2 separate regions of the Mus musculus genome follow, and region 2 is linked to region 1. Evidence: chromatin contacts called from ENCODE Hi-C data. All regions are on one chromosome and are shown on one strand. The core of a region is the stretch at or near the end of the contact, and the rest is flanking DNA. Distances in the headings are between cores, read along the strand shown. Region 1 holds the start of Klk1b22 (kallikrein 1-related peptidase b22). Region 2 holds the start of Klk1b3 (kallikrein 1-related peptidase b3).

Region 1 (5,994 bases), core at 1,768-4,267:
ACACAATCACACACACACACAATCACACACACACACACAATCACACACACACACACAGAGAGAGAGACAGAGACACACAGAGAGAGAGAAATAGAGAAATAAACAGAGAGAAATAAACAGAAAGGTACATACATACATACATGCATTCATACATACATATAGATTTAGAGAGGCAGAGAGAGCAAATACAGGAACAGAAGACAAGGGTAGAAAGGGTAGGCCTAAAATCTGCTCAGGTGCAGCTAGGACAGGGCTGAACTTCCCCAGCAGGTAAGGCCTGGCCTGCAGCCCAAGGTCTGAGCCCTCCCCTCCCTCCCCAGCATCCAGCTCTCTCTGTACTCAGTTACCTCACCCAGCTCCAGTCCTGACCAGCTCTTCTCTGTGTGTCCTCAGAGTGGACAGAAGGTCCTAAAGGCAGAGCTGCTCTGAGGAGAGTGAGGACTTCTCTCACAGCCTACCCTCAGGGACAGCACTCTCTATCCTCAGGGGCCCTTTAGGCCTGGTCCCCACTATGGTCAGTAGTGATATAAGAGGACACATGAGACCCAGAACCAGAAAGTTTGTGCCCAGTGTCCCAAGGCAGAGATACACAGTGACAGATGGCCACGGAGACACTCATATGTGAATACAGACAGGAGAGAGACAGATAATAAGAGAGAAAAAAAAAAAGAAACAGGACTCTGAACACAAACCTGGAGGATGGAGTAAAGAGAGACCCAGGAGGTCATGGATAGTTTCAGCCAGTCCCACTCCCCTGCCCTTCAGTACCCCAGCCTGTCCTGGAGTCATGATCTCTGGCTGCCATCTTGCTTTCCTGTCTCCACCTTTACTTACTCTTCATAGCAGTGGGCAGCTGTGAGAACCCAGTTGCGGTCCAACAGGACTCCCCCGCATAGGTACTCATCTAAGTAGTACACAGCCACCTGCCAGGGTTGGGAATTCTTCTCACATTTAAATCCTCCAAGTATTCGAGACTGGACAGGAGGTGCAGCATCTGCAACAGGCGCAATGGGGAAGGGGAGATTTGGCACATGTAAGGAGGTGTACCATTGGGGGACACAGCTAAGCAGGGCTGGGATCTGGGGACATGGCCAGGGGATCTGGAGTAGGGACCAATATATATGGCTGGTCCTGCATAGGGAGATGTATGCTGTGGGTACAGGAAGAACTCTTGAATGAGGAATCGGGTATAGTGTCAGAGCACTTTAGAATTTTAGGTGAAGGGATGGCAAAGAAGCTTCATTCTTAGTCGAATGAGAATGAAATCCTTTAATATGGAATTTAAAGTCTCCAAGGCTTGAGAAGAAGTCTTGGCCTTGGCTGGGTTTTGGGAATTCTGGAAGGTGAGGTGTCAGAAAATTAGATTTGAATGAATAAATGAATCCAGGAAAGGGAGCTTGGGGTTTATTTTGGGTTTCGTTGATTGGGCATGAGGTGGCAGCTGGGTTGGAGAGATTGAAGAATCCCAGGTAAAAGGAGCAGGGTCAAGGCTAGTGCGTTGACTGCTGTTTGGGTCTGCAGTGGAAATGACATCAAGAGGGGTGGGGCTCCCTCAGAAAGGAGTTTGATATGGGACAAGCAGTGAGAGAAGGAAATTCTGGGGGTCTGTGAGGAAAAGGCTCTGCTCCTGTGGAGGTGGGCAAATCATCTGGGTATTGGAGAGGCTCAGGGTTCTCTTAGGCAGCCCCAGGACAGGAGTGGAAAAGGAATTAAAGCCTCTGGACAGAAGTGGAAACATAGTTAGATCAAGACAGGCCACTGTGAGGCAGAGAGGAGGAGCCAGCTGATGTGAGGTACTAGGGTTAGGCATTGGGGTCTTTGGGGTGTCCTGTAGAGAGTGGGAACTCGAGCTGTGCATTGGGGCTCTGATGAGATGGGACAGGAGCCTGCAGCACAGGGAGGGAGATATGAGAGGGAAGAGCAGGCCAAGGCATAACATTGGGAACAGAGGAAATCTTGGCAAGCCATGCATAGCTGCACTTCTCTGTAACCTAAGTACACAGCAGGCTGAGGCAGAGGGATTGCCAGGGATGAAGACAAGCCTGGGCTACATCATGAGACACTAACTCAGAACTTATTCCCAAGAGCTGGGCAAGCGATGGCTTGGCTGCTACAGGATTGGCCATGCAAGCATTAGGACCTTAGCTGAACCTTGCAGATCCCAGGAAAAGAGTCAGGTGTGATGCTGTGTGCCTGTAACCCCAGAGCTGGGTAGGTGGAATCAGGAGGATTCCCTTGAGTTTTGTAGAACAGTCATCTTAGCCTAAACAGAAGTCTCCATTCAGTGAGAGCCCCTGCCAATGTTGTGAGTGATTGAGGAAGATACTTGTTGTCCAAGCCTTGTGTCTGCCAATTGACCCCTTGTCCAAAAATGAGACTAAATAAAAAAGCTAGTGAGAAGTGACCCGGGCATTCTCTCCACACCAGAAATGGAGGGGGAACCCATCTGACCTTACAAGCCAATTTGAGTAGAGGGAGTTTTGGTAGAAACTGAACATCTTGGGAAGATGGGGCACCAGTTGTCAGGATGTGGAAAACATATCTGAAGGCTGGCAGCTGCTGGACAGCCTAAGGCTCTAGTGTGGGATTAGGCAAGCCTCTGACTCAGGGTTTGGGCTATGAGGCTGTAGGAAAAACAATGAACTGTAGGGAAATTTGAGGTCCTAAGTTTAGAAAGAGGGTGGGTTCCATAGAAAGACTGGAGAAGCCCAGAGACGGTCAGGTGTTGAGAAAAAGGAGATAGTTCTGGAAAGTGGGAGTGGACAGGGGTCTTTCCTGGGAGCAAGGACTGTGAAGGTCCGATCACTGCATAAGGCAGAGGAGGAGGAGGAGCAGGTGGTGCTCATGATGTAGCTGGGTTCAGGGGAGAGGGAAAAGGTATGGCCAGGGCCAATAGCATCAGGAGAGTCAGGGCTGTGACCCCTCCCCTTCCCGTATCTCACCAATCCCTCCTAGGGACAGGGTTAGGAACAGGATCAGGAACCTCATGGTAACAGGTGTCCAGGAGCTGCAGGAGGTGAGCTTGGAGCTGTGGAGGCTCCTCAGGGAGACTTTAAAAACCCTCATTCTCCCCCACAGCCCCACCCCTGTCCTGTGGCAGCCAAATGCTGACCAAAGCTCTTCCCTTGCTGACAGAGGTGGATTCCCTGCACTTACCCTCCCTGCTGTGGTAAGGGGCGGTCCTGTTGCACCTGATGTCCAGTAGGCCCTAGGTCACCCTGGATACCTTCCCAAGGATAAAATCGGGTGGGGCATGGACTTTTGTTTCTGGAGCTGTTAGTGTTCCAGGGACCTTAGCCAGATGTCAAGGTCGTGGCAATGGTGAATTGGTGTTAACGGAGGGTAGTGGAGCGAGTGCTGCCTAACCCACACCTCTAAGGAAGGTCCTGTACCTCAAGTCCAAGATTATCCCAGAAAGTTGCAGTTAGAACAGAGTCTTTGCACAAGTGGTAGCCTAGAGGGCTGCAAGCTCCCTGTAGATACAAATCCTTCCTTGGAGAATGCCAAAATGCTTCATTTTGGACTTGGAAGTTGGATCACTGATTTTACTTTTCCTATTAGGAGCTGAATTCCAGAAATTCAAATAACCTCATTAAAAATTGCTAAACAAAGAATTCTCAATCAAGGAATACTGAAAGACTGAGAAGTACTTGAAAAAATGTTGAGCATACTTAATCATCAGGGAAATGCAAATCAAAACAACCCTGAGATTCCACCTTACACCAGTCAGAATGGCTAGGATCAAAAATTCTGGTGACAGCAGATGCTGGCGAGGATGTGGAGAAAGAGGAACACTCCTCCATTGCTGGTGGGTTTGCAAGCTTATACAACCACTCTGGAAATCAGTCTGGAGGTTCCTCAGAAAACTGGACACTACTGGTAGATCCAGCAATACCTCTCCTGGGCATATACCCAGAAGATGTTCCAACTGGTAATAAGGATACATGTTATACTATGTTCATAGCAGCCCTTTTTATAATAGCCAGAAGGTGGAAAGAACCCATATGTCCCTCAACAGAGGAAATGGATACAGAAAATGTGATGCATTTACACAATGGAGTACTACTCAGCTATTAAAAACAATGAATTTATGAAATTCTTGGGCAAATGGATGTATCTGGAGGATATCATCCTGAGTGAGGTAACCCAATCACAAAAGAAGTCACTAGATATGCACTCACCAATAAGTGGATATTAGCCCAGAAACCTAAAATACCCAAGATACAACTTCCAAAACACAAGAAAATCAGGAAGATAGACCAACTCATGGATACTTCATTCCTCCCTAGAATAGGGAATAAAATATCCATGGAAGGAGTTGCAGAGACAAAGTTTAGAGCTAAGAAGAAAGGATGGACCATCCAGAGACTGTCCCACCTGGGTGTCCATCCCATAATCAGCCACCAAACACAGACACTATTACATACGCCAGCAAGATTTTGCTGAAAAGACCCTGATATAGCTGTCTCCTATGAGGCTTTGCCAGTGCCTGGCAAATAAAGAAGTGGATGCTCACAGTCATCATTGGATAGAACACAGGGCCCCCAATGAAGGAACTAGAGAAAGTACCCAAGGAGTTGAATGGGTCTGCATCCCTATAGGTAGAACAACAATATGAACTAATCAGTACCCCCAGAATGCGTGTCTCTAGCTGCATATATAGCAGAAGATGGCCTAGTTGGCCATCATTGGGAAGAGAGGACCCTTGGTCTTACAAACCTTATATGCCCCAGTACAGGGGAAAGCGAGGGCCAAGAAGTGGGAGTGAGTGGGTAGGGGAGCAGGGCAGGGGGGAGTGAATAGGAGACTTTTGGGAAAGCATTTGAAATGTAAATGAAGAAAATATCCAATTAAAAAAAGGAAGTTTGGGACCTGGGTATAGTGGTGCACACCTTCAATACCAGCACTTGGAAGCCAGAGCCAGGTGGATCTGTGTGATTTTAGGCTCTAGTATTCTGTGATGTAGACCATCCTAGTCTACATAGTGCCTTTCAAGACAGCCAGGATTATATATAGAGCTGTCTCAAAACAAACCAATAAAATATAATAAATAGAAGTTATGGTGTACATTACTATGGCCTGATCACTCTTTTATTCAAAAGTATGAAAACTCAGGTTATTTCAGCTTAGAGTCACCCACCCTGATCAATGTTGGGGTCACTATAACTTTTCCCTTCCTCATTTCCTAGATCCTGAGCTACATGTTGAGTAGAGCCAAGCCTGGGCCATGTGAGACCCTTTCTCAAGAAACAGCAACCAGAAAATGTCCCTTCCCTCCAGGAGCCTCATTAAGGGTTCAGCTTGGCAGCTGCTATTTTGGTGCACACCTTTGATCCCAGAACTTAGGAGTTAGAGGCTGGTGGATCTTGGTGAGGTCCAGGTTAGACTGTGCACATAGTGTACTCAGGCCAGTGAAACTACACAGGGAGACTTTGTCTCAAACGTTAAAACATCAAGAAGTCAGCATGGGTTCTGGTACAGAGAAGGGGAAATACCCAGCCTTTGACACCTACTTACTGTTGCAGGTTTCAGACCCATCCCCTCTCGTTGAGCATCTAGACTATTTCAGCTCTCATGGCAGTTAGCATGTTTGACCTGGGTGTATGCATGTGTTCCCTGCAAGCTCCAAGAAGGTCAGGCTAGCCCTAATCCAGGGTAAGTGAGGAGCTGGTGATCAATTGGGCCCCTAGTTCTCCTCTGAGTCCTTGGCCTCTGTGCCCAAGTTTTTCTGAAAACTCCACTGTTCTTTGCTCTAAAGGACAAGAGAGGAAGCACGCATTCATCCACTTGTGAGTTTTTTCATGCACTCAATCTTTTATGTATGTGTAGTGCATCAGAAGAGGACAGTGCATAAGAATGGAAAGAGTTGAAGTGGTGTTGGAGATGAGGTTCAAACAGACTCCACAGGGAAATGGTTGTAGAGGAGAGGGGGAAAAATGAAAGGAGGAAGAGGATGAAGGTTTGTAGGTGGAGAAGCATACCAGGTCCGCAGAA
Region 2 (6,337 bases), core at 2,901-5,400, 86 kb before region 1:
TGGTGCCTTTTATTGAGAACAGACAGTTGTGATACTTAGGGGTTTTTTGCCATAGTGTCTTTTATCCAGGAGGTAAACTTATTAAGTTTGGTGTAGACGCCTGGCATATCAGGTTCACCGCATGGGGTATGGCCCCATGATGTGATACCTTGGAGAACACCATCACAGATCAGTGGGCCTCCTGAGTCACCCTGAAGGAAAGACAGGGACAGGAGTAAGAAAGGACCTTTCAGTTGGGTTTTACTTGACAACCTGAAACTGACTCTCAAGGGAGGAATACAGGGATTCTAAGAGGCAGCTCTGTTCAATAGGTGAGGGAATACAGCTCTTGGGAGCCCAGATCTTACAAGGACATTGGGTCGTGGTGAGGGGCTCACAGAATCGTCCCCTAAGACAAGTCACAGGGAAGAAATAGTACCAGCTACAGGATCCTCCCCTCTCAGGGCTCATCCCTTCCATAGGGAAGGATGTAACACACCTGCCTAGTCAGACTGTTGAAGTGGGAACCAAGAACTTCAGTTCCCTCTTTCAGCCCTTCACCTCACTGTAAGGAGGGGCTGTCTCACCTTGCAAGTGTCTTTGCCTCCATCCATCTCTCCTGCACACAGCATGGCATCTGTCACCTTCTCTATGTGGGCTTTGGCACAGTCCTCATTAGGCAGGAGCTTGAGGTTCACACAGTAGAGATCATCTGTGAATTGGACTGTGAATGAGGAGGAAAGAGGGTGATGATCAGAGCCCCACTCAGTCCTTTCAGCTCCTCCTCCTCCTCACCCAGCTATGTTGCTTGGACCAGACTCACATTTGGTGGGTGTAATGCTGCCCCAGCCTGAGGCTAGGCATGTGCTCCCCAGCTTGGGCTCCTCAGTGGGCAGGGTGATGGGCTTCACAGTATCTGTGATGTCAGCAGGCTTGCTGAGGCGGAGCAGCATCAGGTCATTGCTGTAGTCATACTCAAGGAATCGGATGTGCTTCCTCATGAGGCTCATGTTGAAGCCAGGGTGAGGGATGGCTTTGCTGACAAATCGGTGCTGAGCAGATGGTTCATCCTTGAATAGGTTGTTTTTGCCCAGCCAAACCTTGTAGTTGCTAGAGTGCATGGAAGGAGATGGAGGTAGTGAGAGGAGGTAACCACAGAGATTGGGCAATGTACAGGGGAAAGGGGGGAGGAGGGATGGAGGCCGAAGAAAGAATCAAAGACAGAAACACGGGAAGGCAGAGAGAAAGAGAGAGAGAGAGAGAGAGAGAGAGAGAGAGAGAGAGAGAGAGAGAGAGAGAGAGAGAGAAAACACACACATACACATACACATGTGGAGAAGAGGGGGCAGGGAGGTGGTTCAGGCCTGAGAGCTGCTCAGGTGCAGCTAGGACAGGGCTGAACTTCCCCAGCAGGTAAGGCCTGGCCTGCAGCCCAAGGTCTGAGCCCTCCCCTCCCTCCCCAGCATCCAGCTCTCTCTGTACTCAGTTACCTCACCCAGCTCCAGTTCTGACCAGCCCTTCTCTGTGTGTCCTAGAGTAGACAGAAGGTCCTAAAGGCAGAGCTGCTCTGAGGAGAGTGGGGACTTCTCTCACAGCCTACCTTCAGGGACAGCACTTTCTAATCTCAAGGGCCCTTTGGGTCTTGTTCGCACTATGGTCAGTAGTGATAAAAGACAACACATGAGATCCAGACCCAGACAGATGTTGTCAGAGTCCCAAGGGAGATACACACAGTGACAGATGACCACCGAGACACGCAGATGTGGATTCAGATAGGAGACAGACAGACAATAAGACAGAAAGGCAAGACACGGGACTTGGTACACAAATCTGGAGGGTGGAGTAAAGAGATCATGGATAGATTTTCTGCCAGTCCCACCTGCCTGCCCTCTAGTACCCCAGCCTGTCCTGGAGTCATGTTCTCTGGCTGCCACCCTGCTTTCCTGTTTCCACCCTTACTCACTCGTCATAGCAGTGGGCAGCTGTGAGAACCCAGTTGGGGTCCAACAGGACACCCCCGCATAAATATTGGGTGTATCGGTACACAGCCACATGCCAGGGTTGGGAATTCTTCTCACATTTAAATCCTCCAACAATTCGAGACTGGACAGGAGGTGCAGCATCTGCAACAGGGGCAGTGGGGGAGGGGAGGTTTGGCACAGATATTGAGGTTTACTGTTGCAGGACACAGTTAATCAGGGGAAATTGTCAGGGGATCCAGGCAAAGGACTTGTATATGGCTGGTCTTGTATATGGTGATCTGTGGGGACAGAAATAATTCTACAATCAGGAATTGGGTATAATGTCAGGCCACTTTATTGTTTTGGACCAAGGGTTGGAAGGGCAATGAGAGAGACAGAGAAAGACAGAGAGAGTGAGAGCGAGAGCGCGCGCGCGCGAGAGAGATTCATTTCATTTTTCCAATGAGAATCCTCTGATTTGGAATTTAGAGTCTCCAAGGCTTGAGAAGAAGTCAGAGCCTTGTCTGGGTTTTGGGAATTCTGGAAAGGGTGAGGTCTCAGGAAACGATTTCAATGAATAAATGAATCCAGGAAAGGGAGCTTGGGGTTGATTTGGGCTTTCTTGGATTGGGTATGAAGTGGCCAGTTGGGATGGGAGAGAATGAAGGTTTATAGATCAAAGGGGCAGGGTTAAGGCTAGGGTGTCTGCTCCTGTTCATGTCTGTGGTGGAGATGACATCTAAGAGGGGTGGGGCTCCCTAATAAAGGAGTTTGAGATGGGACGAGCAGTGAGAATTGGAATTTCTGAGGGTCTGTGACAGACAGGCTCTGCTTCCTGTGGAGGTGGACAAATGATATGGGTATTGGAGATGCTCAGGGTTCTCTTAGAGGCAGCCTCTGGACAGGAGTGGAAACTTAATTAGATCACATCAGACCACTGTGAGGCAGAGAGGAGGACCCAGCTGATATGAGGTACTAGGGTTAGGCATTGGGGTATTTGGGGAGTCCTGCACAGAGTTAGAACTAGAGCTGTGCAGTGGGGCTCCGATGAGAGGAGAGAGGAGCCTGCTGCGCAGGAAGGGAGGCATGAGGGGGAAGAGCAGGCCAAGGCACAGCATTTGGAAACAGAGGAAATCTTGGCAAGCCATGCATAGCCACACTTCTCTGTAACCTCAGTACACAGCAGGCTGAGGCAGAGGGATTGCCATTGACTGAAGTCAAGCCTGGGATACATCATGAGACACTAACTCAGAACTTATTCTCAAGAGCTGGGCAGGAGATGGCTTTGTTGCTACAAGATTGGCCATGTAAGCGTTAGAACCTGTGCTGAAGCTTCCAGAACCCAGGGAAAAAGTCAGGTGTGATGCTGTGTGCCTTTAACCCCAGAGCTGGGGAAGTGGAAACAGGAGGATTTCACCTGAGGCTTGCTGCATAGTCATCATAGCCTAACAGGAACTCCATACAGTGAGAGACGCAGCCCTAGGTGGTGAGTGATTGATGATCACTTGATGTCCACTTCTGGCGTCTACCACCTGACTCCTTCTCCAAAACCAGACTAACCCAAAAAGCCATTGGAAAGGTTCATACACATTTTCCCCACAGGACAAAGGGAACCCATCTTTTGTCACAAGCCAATTTGAGAAGTGATAGTTTTGGTAGAAATTGGGCAACCTAAGATGAGGGGGGCCAGTTGTCATCATGTGTAGAACACAGCTGAAAGATGGCAGCTGGTGAATAGCCAGTGACAATAGTGTGAGATTTAGGCAATCCCTGATTCAGGGGCTGTGTTATGAGGCTCTAGGAAAAACAATGAATTCTAGGGACATCTGATGTCCTAAGATCGGTAAGAGGTTGGGTTCCTTAGAAAGACTGGAGAAGCCCAGAGATGGTCAGCTATCTAAGGAAGAGGTGAAAGTTCTGGAAAGTGGGAGGGAACAAGGGCCTGTCCTGGGAGCAAGAACTGTGAGGGACTTGGCAGTGTACAGGGCCAGAGAGGAGCAGGTGGTGCTCATGATGTAGCTGGGGTGAGGAGAGAGGGGAAAGGGATGGCCAGGGCCAAAGGCAGCAGGAGAGTCAGGGCTGTGATCCCTCCCATTCCCTCATCTCACCAATCCCTCCTAGGGACAGGGCTAGGAACAGGATCAGGAACCACATGGTGACAGGTGTCCAGGAGCTGCAGGCAGTGAGCTTGGAGCTGTTGAGGCACCTCAGGGAGACTTTAAAAACCCTTATACTCCTCCCCTGTCCTGTTGCCACCCAGATGCTGACCAAAGCTATGTTCTTGCTGACAGAGTTGTACTTCCTTCTTGCACCCTCCTGGCTGTGGGAGGGGAGGGCCTCGTTGCACCTGCTGTCCTGTAGGCCTTAGGTCATCCTGGATATCTTCCCAGGGATGCGATTGGGTGGGGTAGGTCCTGCTGTTTCTGGAGCTGTTCGAGTTCTGGGGAACTTAGCCAGGTGACAAGGTCAGGGGCAATGTTGAGTTGGGTTGAAAGGCAGAGGAGCAAGTGATGCCCAACCCACAGCTCTAAGGAAGTTCCTGTACCTCAATACCTAGATTATTCTCAGAAAGTTGCAGTTAGAACAAAATCTTTTCACCAGTGATAGCCAAAATGGGTTCTAGTTCCCTGTAGATACAAACCATTTTTTTGGAATGTCAAAATGCTTGCTTTTCTGGACTTGGAACCCTGGATCACTGGTTTTATTGTTCCTATGAGAAGTTTGGGAGCTGGGTGTAGTGGTTCACACCTTTAATACCAGCATTTTGAAGCCAGAGCCAAGTGGATCTGTGTGATTTTAGGCTCTAGTATTCTGTGATGTAGACCAATCTATCTACATAGTGACTTTCAAGACAGTCAGGGTAATATGTAGAGCTTTCTCAAAACAACCCCCCAAAAATATAATGAGTAGAAGTTATGGTACACATTACCATTGCTTGATTACACATTACCCGCATCCCTGGGAAGATATCCAGGATGACCTAGGGCCTACAGGACAGCAGGTGCAACTCTTTTATTCAAAAGTATGAAAATTCAGGTTATTCCAGTGGAGTGTCACCCACCCTGAACCGTTTTGGGATAACAATGACCTTTCTCTTCCTCATTTCCTAGATCCTGAGCTACATTTTGAGAGTAGAGCAGCCCGGCTTATTTGAGACCCTTTCTCAAGAAACAGCAAACAGAAAATGTCACTTGCCTCCAGAAGCTTCAGGGTTAAGCTTGGTGGCTACATATTTTTGTGCATAACTTTGATCCCAGAACTTAGGTGTTAGGGGCTGGTGGATCTTTGTGAGTTCCAGGTTAGACTGGTACACATAGTGTATTCTGGCTAGTGAAACAACATAGGGAGACTTTGTCTCAAAAGTTAAAACATCAAGAATTCAGCATGGGTTCTGGTACAGAGAAGGAGAAATACCTAGCTTTATACACTTAGTTACTGTTGCAGGTTTCACACCAATCCCCTCTCATTGAGCATTTAGACTATTTCAGTTCTCATGGTAGTTAGCACATTTTACCTGGGTGTATGCATGTGTGTCCTGTAAGCTCCAATATGGGCAAGCTAGTCCTAATATGGGCAACTGAGGGGCTGGTGATCAATTGGCCACCTAGTTCTCCTCTGAGTCCTTGGCCTCTGTGTCCAAGTTCTTCTGAAAACTACACTGTTCTTTGCTCTAAAGTATGAGAGAGGAACCATGCATTCATCCACTTGTGAGTTCATTCATGCACTCCATCTTTTATGTATGTCGTCAAGGATACATAATCATGCTGGAGTGCAGCAGAACCTTTTGGTCCCTATCTGCATAGAATGGATCTCTGGTTGCAGGTGGACAAGGAGTCGGCAAATGAATGACAGATAGATCAACACGAGAGATTGTGTACAATCTGACTGTAATTTTTCAAGTCGAGATCATACTTTTTATATAGAAGAGTGACAAGAAACCAGGCGAGATTCATCCACCGAGTTACAGTGATACAATACAACAGGAATGTATACATCAAAAGAAGGAGGGGACCAGGCCACTGCCACTAAGAAGGGAGCCAGGTGTAATGCTAGTCTATTGTTAAGCCCAACACCAGGGGTTCTTAGTAAATGCCTGATTATGCTGTTTCTTTTGGACTAGTGAAGAAACCTGTCTCAGGGGGATTCCCTAACTCTTTCATGGTAAACCTACCTGTTTGCTAGGCCATTGTGTATTCCCTTGTTTGGGTGAGACTGGCTACTGTCCTAAGTAATCACTCTGCAGACCAGACTTGAGCTATTCCAGCTCCGTTTAGCTATGTCAGAATTCAATCTTTAAAGGCACTTATAATAAAAGAATACTAAAAGAGAGCACGTGGATCCATATACCACACTAACGCGGGGATATGGTATGAGTATACGGGTTATAAGAATGCCAG

The links. Hi-C counts contacts between places; a loop is a spot of excess contacts on that map.
Region 2: a map of Patski shows a loop between it and region 1 (2.9-fold over the local background). The contact joins the promoter of Klk1b3 here to the promoter of Klk1b22 in region 1. A Hi-C loop is called at or near these places in 4 of 37 maps with a recorded cell type or tissue (CH12.LX, Patski, T-helper 17 cell and 1 more).

The regions. Positions count from the first base shown.
Region 1 is chr7:44,109,696-44,115,689 of GRCm38, reverse strand. Klk1b22 (kallikrein 1-related peptidase b22) reads right to left here and starts at 3,017. Exons shown (of 5, transcript NM_010114.2): 1 at 2,943-3,017; 2 at 835-994. The coding sequence starts at 2,988.
Region 2 is chr7:44,196,004-44,202,340 of GRCm38, reverse strand. It overlaps Klk1b3 (kallikrein 1-related peptidase b3), which reads right to left and starts at 4,150. Exons shown (of 5, transcript NM_008693.2): 1 at 4,049-4,150; 2 at 1,943-2,102; 3 at 803-1,089; 4 at 567-703; 5 at 1-191. The coding sequence starts at 4,094. The coding sequence ends at 36.